2 separate regions of the Homo sapiens genome follow, and region 1 is linked to region 2. The links are chromatin contacts, found by Hi-C or POLR2A ChIA-PET in ENCODE. All regions are on one chromosome and are shown on one strand. The core of a region is the stretch at or near the end of the contact, and the rest is flanking DNA. Distances in the headings are between cores, read along the strand shown. Region 1 has its middle 190 kb from the start of CDKN2B. Region 2 overlaps MTAP (methylthioadenosine phosphorylase).

What was found. Hi-C counts contacts between places; a loop is a spot of excess contacts on that map. ChIA-PET counts read pairs that join two places held with the same protein, here RNA polymerase II (POLR2A). Pooled maps may share reads with other maps.
Region 1: a loop to region 2 is called in a map with no recorded cell type, with 5 times the contacts of the local background. The contact joins two enhancer-like sites. A Hi-C loop is called at or near these places in 1 of 168 maps with a recorded cell type or tissue (stomach), 1 of 37 single-sample maps with no recorded cell type and 3 of 50 pooled maps. POLR2A ChIA-PET finds 5 or more read pairs at or near these places in 1 of 52 experiments (MCF 10A).

The regions. Positions count from the first base shown.
Region 1 is chr9:22,195,448-22,199,584 of GRCh38, reverse strand. No RefSeq gene overlaps it. Among named protein-coding and RNA genes, the nearest start is that of CDKN2B, 190 kb to the right of the region's middle. RefSeq lists an enhancer at 2,170-2,229. Within about 2 kb of position 1,809, at least 2 of the 41 ENCODE cell types and tissues checked have a DNase peak (open chromatin) inside an H3K27ac peak, as active enhancers do.
Region 2 is chr9:21,828,794-21,833,467 of GRCh38, reverse strand. The region is part of intron 4 of MTAP (methylthioadenosine phosphorylase); the gene reads right to left. Among named protein-coding and RNA genes, the nearest start is that of MTAP, 28 kb to the right of the region's middle. RefSeq lists enhancers at 160-1,359, 1,227-1,536. Within about 2 kb of position 1,252, at least 8 of the 41 ENCODE cell types and tissues checked have a DNase peak (open chromatin) inside an H3K27ac peak, as active enhancers do.

The DNA.
Region 1 (4,137 bases), core at 560-3,059, 370 kb before region 2:
AACCAACCTAATAGAGCTAAAAAATACACTGCAAGAAATTTTACAATGCAACCACAACTATTAGTAGCAGATTAGGCCAAGTGGAGGAAAGAATCTCAGAGCTTGAAGACTGTCTTTCTGAAATAAGACTGTAATAAAGAAATAGAGAAAAAAGAATAAAAAGAAATAAACAAAATCCCTGAGAGATGTGGGATTACATAAAGAAGAAATCTATGACTCCTGGGTGTCCCTAAAAGAGATGGGGAGAAGGGAACTATATAATCTATTCTCATGCTGCAAATAAAACATGTCTGAGACTGGGTAATTTATAAAGGGAAGAGGTTTAATGGACTCACAGTTCAGCATGACTGGGAGGATTCACAATCATGGTAGAAGGTAAAGGAAAAGCAAAGGGAAGTCTTACATGGTGGCAGACAAGAGAATATGTTCAGGGAAACTCTCCTTTATAAAATCATCAGATTTCATGAGACTTATTCACTATTGTGAGAACAGTATGGGGGAAACCACTCCCATGATTCAATTATCTCTACCAGGTCCCTCCCATGACATGTGGGGATTATTAAACTTCAAGGTGAGATTTGGGTGGGGAAACAGCCAAACCATATTATTCCACACCTAGCCCCTCCCAAATCTCATGTTCTCACATTTCAAAAACAATCATGCTTTCCCAACAGCTCCCTGAAATCTTAACTCATTTCAGCATTAACTCAAAAGTCCACAGTCCAAATTCTCATCTGACAAGGCAAGTTCTTTCCACCTATGATCCTGCAAAATCAAAAGCAAGTTAGTTACTTCCTAGATACAATGGGGATACAAGCATTGGGTAAATACACCCATTCCAAATGGGAGAAGTCAGCCAAAAGGAGGGGACTACAGGCTTCATGCAAGTCCAAAATCCAGCAGGGCAGCCAAATTTTAAAGTTCTGAAATGATCTCCTTTTACTCCACGTCTCATATCTAGGTCCTGCTGATGCAAGAGGTGAGCTCCCATGCCCTCTTGGGCAGTTCCACCCCTGTGGCTTTGCAGGGTACAGCCCACCTCTCAGCTGCTTTCACAGGCTGGCATTGAGTGTCTGTGGCTTTTCCAGGTACGTGGTGTAAGGTGTTGGTGGATCTACCGTTCTGGGGTCTGGAGGACGGTGGCCCTTTTCTCACAACTCCACTAGGCAGTGTCCCAGTGGGGAATCTGTGTAGGGGTGCCAGCTCCACATTTCCCTTCCACACTGTCCTAGCAGAGGTTCTCCATGAGGGCCCAACCCCTGCAGCAAACTTCTGCCTGTTCATCCAGACGTTTCCATACTGCCTCTGGAACCTGTGTGTTCCAGGTCCATACATCCTCTGAAATCTACGTGGAGGTTCCCAAATCTCAGTTCTTGACTTCTGTGCGCCCACAGCCCAATACCAAATGAAGGCCACCAAGGCTTGGGTCATGCACCCTTTCTGAATCAATGGCCTGAGTTCTAGCCATGGCTAGGGCACAGGGCACCAAGTCATGAGAATGCACAATGTAGCAAGGTCCTGGGCCCAGCCCACAAGACCACTTTTTTCTCCTAGGCCTCCAGGCCTGTGATGGGAGGGGCTTCTGGAAGACCTCTGGCAGGCCCTAGAGACATTTTCCCTATTGTCTTGGTGATTAACATTTGGCTTCTCATTACTTATGCAAACTTCTGAAGCCAGCTTGAATTTATCCTCAGCAACCGGGTTTTTCTTTTCTATTGCATCATCAGGCTGTACATTTTCTGAATTTTCGTGCTCTGCTTCCCTTTTAAACATGTTTCAGTTCCAAAGCATAAATCTGCGAATACATAAAACTCAATGCATTTAACAGCACCGAAGTCACCTCTTGAATGCTTTGCTGCTTAGAAAATTCTTCTACCAGATACCCTAAATCATTTCTCTCAAGTTCAAAGTTCCACAAATCTCTAAGGCAGGGGCAAAATGCCAGTCTCTTTGCTAAAACATAGCAAGAGTCACTTTTATTCCAGTTTCCAACAAGGTCTTCATCTCCATGTGAGACCACCTCAACCTGAACTTTATTGTCCATGTATCAATGTCAGCATTTTGGTCAAAGCCATTCATCAAGTCTCTAGGAAGATCCAAACTTTCCCTTCAAACTTCTTCCTGTCCTCTTCTGAGCCCTCCAAACTGACCCAACCTCTGCCTGTTTCTCAGTTCCAAAGTCATTTCCACATTTTTGGGTATCTTTACAGCAGCACCCCACTCTACCAGTACCGATTTACTGTATTAGTCAGTTCTCATGCTGTATAAGACATACTTCAGACAGAGGAATTTATAGAGAAAAAGAGGCTAAATAGACTCACAGTTCCACATGGCTGGGGAGGCCTCACAGTCATGGCAGAAGGCAAAGGAGAAGCGAAAGCTTGTCTTAAATGGTGGCAGGCAACAGAGGGTGTACAGGGGAATTCCCTTTTATAAAACCATCAGATCTTATGAGACTTATTTACTACCATGAGAACAATAGGAGGGAAACTGCCCCCCTAATGCAATTTCCTCCACCTGGCCCCACCCTTGACACATGGGAATTATTACAATTCAAGGTGAGATTTGGGTGGGGACACAACCAAACTATATCAGGAACGAATCATGGAAAGAATATTTCAGGACATTATACATAATTTCTCCAACCTTGCTAGAGAGGCCAACATTCAAATTCAGGAAATGCAGAGAACCCCATTGACAAAGAGACATATACTCCCACATAATAATAGTAAGAGACTTTAACACTGTACTGACATTATTAGATAGATTATCCAGACAAAAAAATTAACAAAAATATTCAGGACATGAACTCAGCACTAGATCAAATAGACCTGATACACATCTGGAGTACTCTCCACCCAAAAACAATAGATTATAAGTTTTTCTTATTGTCACATGGTACAGACTCTAAAATCAATCACATAATTGCACATAAAACACTCCTGAGCAAATGCAAACTACTAAAATCATTTACAAAGTCTCTCAGACCATAGCATAATCAAATTAAAAATCAAGACTAAGAAATTCACTCAAAACAATACAATTACATGGAAATTAAATAATATGCTCCTGAATGCCTGTTGGGTACATAATGAAATTAAGGCAGAAATGAAGAAGTTCTTTGTAAGTAATGAGAACAAAGATAAAACATACCAGAATAACTGGGACATAGCTAAGAGAGTGTAAGTGGGAAATTATAGTGCTACATCCCTACATCAAAAAGTTAGAAAGACCTTAAGTTAACAACCTAATATCACAACTAAAAGAATCTCAAATCTAGCTGAAGATAAGAAAAAAAAACAAAATTAGGGATAAACTGAAGGAGACTGAAACAAGAAAAACTATTCAAAACATCAACAAAACTTTAAAAAATAATAATAAAATAGACCACTAGCTAGACTAATATGGAAGAAAAGAGAGAAGGTTCAAATAAACACAATCAGAAATAACAAGGGAGATATTACCATTGACCCCACAGAAATACAAATAATCATCAGAGAATATTATCAACATGTATATGCATGTAAACTAGAAAATCTAGAAGAAATGCATAAATATCTTGACATATACACCCTCCAAAGACTCAACCAAGGAGAAATTAAATTCCTGAACAGACAAATAATGATCTCTGAAATTGAGTAGTAATAAATAGCCTACCAACCAACAAAAGCTCGGGAAAAGCCAGATACACAGCTGAATTCTACCTGTTGTACAAAGAAGAGCTGGTACCATTCCTACTGAAACTATTCCAAAGAATTAATGAGGAAGGTCTCCTCCCTAACTCGTTCAATGAGGCCAGCATCTTCCTGATGCCAAAATGTAGCAGAGACACAATGAAAAAAGAAAATGTCAAGCCAATGTCTATGATGACTATTGATGTGAAAATCCCCAGCAATATACTAGCAAACCTAATTCAGCAGCACATCAAAAAGCTTATCCACTACAACCAAGTAGACTTTTTCTCTGGTGTGCAAGCTTCATTCAACATATGCAAATCAATAAATTTGTCTCATTACATAAACAGAACTAAAGACAAAAACCACATGATTCTCTCAATAGATGCAGAAAAGACTTTCAATAAAATTCAATACCTCTTCATGTTAAAACTCTCAATAAACTAGGTATTGAAGGAACATA
Region 2 (4,674 bases), core at 3-2,502:
CACACATGTAATCCCAGCACTTTAGGAGGCCAAGGTGGGTGGAACCCTTGAGTTTAGATGTTCAAGATCAGCCCAGGCAACATAGTGAAACCCTGTCTCTACAAAAACATACAAAAAATTAGCTGGGTATGGTGTCACACCCTTGTAGTCCCAGCTACTTGGGGGGCTGAGGTGGCAAGATCACCTGAGCCTGGGAGGTAAAGGCTGCAGTGAGCTGTGGCGCCACTGTACTCCAGCTTGGGCGAGAGTGAGATCTTGTCTCAAAAAAAAGAGAAGTGAAAACTTATGAATTTGGACCAATATCACTAAGATCCTCCCACTGTTCTGGTATCAAGAGTGCCCCTGAGTGCTTGTGGTGGCATGAAAAAGGAGGAAAACCAATGGATGTTTATATCCCAGTCAAGGAAGGCTGCTCAATAAACAGGTACCATAGTTTCCCCTTATTTTCTATTATATTTCATGAGATCATGCTAAACAATAGCACAAAAATAAAAATCCTCACTCTACATAGGTGGTGACAACAACCTCTTTGGGCCTCAGTTTTCTCACCTTTTGTAAAAGGGAAGGATAAGGTAGATAGAAGATGTCTTCTAGAGCTGTGATAATAAGCAGTGCCAGAAACATAGTAAGGGCCTAAGTTTCTTCAAGTATAAACTGGAATAATGACTGCTGTATGCCGTAAGTGGGATTAACTGATTGTGACACCTAATAGGAACTCAAAAACTGGTAGTGTAGGATTTTTAATAAAAGGATGTATGATGGGAAGTTAATAACACAACTAGGTTATGGAACAGAACGTAAGAATGAACCTCATCCAGGGGAATAGTGGACACCACTTCAAGGACAGCTACAGACAAGAGGATGACAAAGAACAGGGACGCAAGTAACTGGGGAAAGGGAAGGTGAAGGAAGGTGAAGAGTTTATGCTTAAGTTTCTGTCTTCTCTATAAAGGTGGAGGTGACATTCTCAGCTAAAGAGTGAGGGAAATGAGTAAGAAGAAGTAAGAACAGTAAGGGTTAAAAACAGCTTACTATTTTTAGCAATGAGAGAAAGAGCTAAACAAAGGCTTCTTGCGTAACTCTTTACCATAAAACGCTTTCTAGTCATCAAGAGGCAGAAAGAGAATGATCAAATACTTGACATCAGAGCATACTCCCAACCTCAGGGCCCAGACACGGGCCTTTATGCTATGACATAAAGTTCTAGGGGAAGCCCAAGGCAGGGCTGGTCTCTGGGAGAAGGAAACAGACTGACATAACTGATCCCTCAGCACTGTGTTTATAGCGGGACTTTCCTGATGAGTAAGAATGCGTGACAAAAGCAAAGTCGAACCTCTCCCAGTTCTACCAAGAAAATAAGTTGAAGAAATAATCTGAAGAGGGGAGGATACCAGAACTTTTAGGAATCAATTCAACACCCTCATTTAGCAGATGAGGACACTAAGTGACAAAGGAATTTCACGGCACAGCCAGGAAAGAATTCTGGATGTCCTCACTTCTAAGCTGAGATTCTTCCACTGCATTCTTTGAGAAGGCATAACCCAAACACAGGCCTTAGGCACAACAGGCCAATATGTTATTAGCCACATTTTATAGAAACTGTTTAGCACCGGGAATCACACTCTGCTTCCTTTAATATTCAGTTTTTGGTCATATTTTTCTCATTGTAAAAAAAAAAAAAATCAATATCTGCAAAACATTCCTGATAAAGAAGACTATTAAAAAAGAAATCTCATCCTTCTCCTTACTGATATGTTTGCAAGTTTCACCTTGAGATATTTCTGACAGTGATAGCAGTTGAGCAAGTCCTACTCATCTGATCCTTTTCTAAAAAATATGTAGCTGGGTGCAGTGGCTCATGCCTATAATCCCAGCACTTTGGGGAGGCCAAAGCAGGAAGACTGCTTGAGGCCAGGAGTTTGAAACCAGCCTGGGCAACATAGTGAGACCCCATCTCCTTAAAAAAAAAAAATTACCAAGCACAGTGGCAGATTCCTGTAATCCTAGCTACTAGACGGGCTGAGGATTGCTTAAGCCCAGGAGGTAGAGGCTACAGTGAGCTGCGATCAGGCCACTGCACTCTACCCCGGGCAACAGAGAAAGATCCTATCTAAAAAAACAACAAAAAAATACAATGTGGGCATCTTTTCAAATAGTTTATAGATCTAGTTGTTTTTCTTAGATTTGCATAATAAATATGGTGTACTGATTTCCTACAATCATCAGGATTAATGGTAAAGAGAAAGAAGAGCAACTGTAGAAATTGCTGGAATCCCCTGTCCATGTATCTTTAATGGCATGGACAGTTAGTAGTTGGGGGTGAAAGAAAGGCCATATCATCAGTTCTGCCATACATACAAATGAATGTGCAAAGGTATCTAACAAGAACTGGGCTAGAAAATGGAGGGCCCATGTACCACAAGTACAGGAGGAGACAACAAAATGCCTCATGACTTGAATAAAGCAGCTGGCAGGGAAACAGTCTTGCTTTGCTCCAATGGCAAAAATCTCATTAAAAACCAATCCTGTGCACCACTTTATAATGCATCATCGAAGTCGAGCTTTACAAGTCCGGTGGGTGTGGGAGGCAGGAAAGAGTCATGCCTTTCTTCTCCATGGCTGATGAATAAAAACTAAGCAAAGGCCCAGTGATGCATAGTCATGCTTCTACATTTCTCTAAGTCTCATTTACTTTGACTCTTTTATGAGGTCTTTTTTCCCCTATTAATAGAAAAACTTGCTTCAGTTTCCCATAAGTGACTCAGTGAGAGCCAGGTGTGCATACATACAAGGGTGTGTACCATAGGAGAGAAGTTCCAAAATTATGAATCTGGGAGTACATATCTTATGAGAGCCTTTTAATGTATAAACAGCCTGATGACATTCTTTTAGGACAGACTAAAGGTCAAATACTTTCCCCAGTTCAAACTGACTGTTTAATCGCTGCAAAGAAGTGGAACAAATCCCACTCCTAACCATCTTTTACCCTCAGTGGCCAAATGACTTGTGGCTCTAACAATGGGGACCTTGTACAAGTTAAAAGAAATGGATTAATCAAACACAATCCAGCAGGAGGCATAGGCACTGAAGAAACCTACTGCAGACAAGCCTCCTAGACAAAGTTCTTGGTATAGATTCTGATTTTCCTATTTTTAATTTTTGGTTTGGGAAGAACACTACACACAGAGCCCAGGGCCTATGGCAAGGAAGCATCAGGAAACTCGTCCCTGTGCAACAAAAACGGGAAAATGAAAAATATAACACATTCTTTTGGAATTTAAGTTCTAGACCAAGATATATGTTGCTTTCTATGGATGCTCTACTCACAAATGAAAGATGATTATTTTCACTTTAATTGCTATGGAATTTACTTGAATGAGAAAGACACAAAGACTGACTGCACATACCCAAACATACTTGAACCCACTGCACTCTCTACCTCTTTTTCCAGGGCAGTCACACCCAGGGCTCCCCTTTTCTTATGCCCAGGCTTTTTAACTTCATCAGCTGTAATGTAGCATGAGAGAGAGAAGAAAAAAAAAGATTTTCAGATAAGAATGACATTTTTCTTAAAAGAGCTTCCAGCATTGTCAGAGTCCTTCAAAAGTATATTTCATTATTAGAGAAGAAATCTAATGTTTCTAAAAACAACCCTAAAAATCAGCCACATGTCTTTCTTAAATCTGAGGTTGGTCCCCCCGCCCTGCTCATGCTGGCACTGAAGGAAAAGAAAATGATGTGCTTTAGCTTGGCCATCTATAAAATAAGAATAGCCGTATTATTAAACAATCTCGCTAGCCTTTGAAGAACACTTTAGGATGAGGATTTTTTTTTTTTTCTGAGACAACGTGCTGACAAACTTACGGCAATAGGCCAATGTGTGTGGTTCTAGGTAAGTCCCTGGAGAGAATACACGGGCAGTGTAGGGAAAAGGAGCCTGGCCAGGCACAGTGGCTCACACTTGCAGTGAGCCGAGATTGCATTACTGCAGTCTAGCCTGGGCAACAGAGTGGGACTGTCTCAAAAAAACAAACAAACAAAAAAAAAAAACAACAAAAGAATGAGAGAGAGAGATGGTGCAATTCAGCCCTCCATTGGGAAGAAAGAACCAACGTGTAGTGGGTAAAGTGATTTGCACAGGGCCAAACAGAGTCAAGATGAAACCTCCTGATTCAATGCTCCTGCCCCAGCTGCCCTGGAATTCTATAATCCACGGGGTGGCTTTACAGGATGTTACAATCCTGTTAAACAAGTTGGGGCTGTGGGTATGACTCTGGGAAACCCCAGGCTAAAAATGGCACAGCCTATTTGTATCTGATGCCATCAGCAAGTGGAGGTAGGAGATGCCCGTCTCAATACACCAAGATTCACTTTACTAAGAAATGTGCTATCAGTAAAACACATAGAGGGCATTAACCACAAGGCATCTTCTGCTATGAGATGTTCAAACACATAATGAATGATATATATGCAAGGCATCTTCTGCTATGAGATGTTCAAACACATAATGAATGATATATGTGCTCAAGCCTGGTTAACTGGAACCCACTCAGCTCAATCAAAGGCAGCAGCACTTAAAAGATGCATCCAACAGCAATATGATGTTAGCCACCTACATAGTTTTAAAATTTCTAGTGGTCACTGAAAAAGTAAAAGAGAAACAGGTAAAATTAA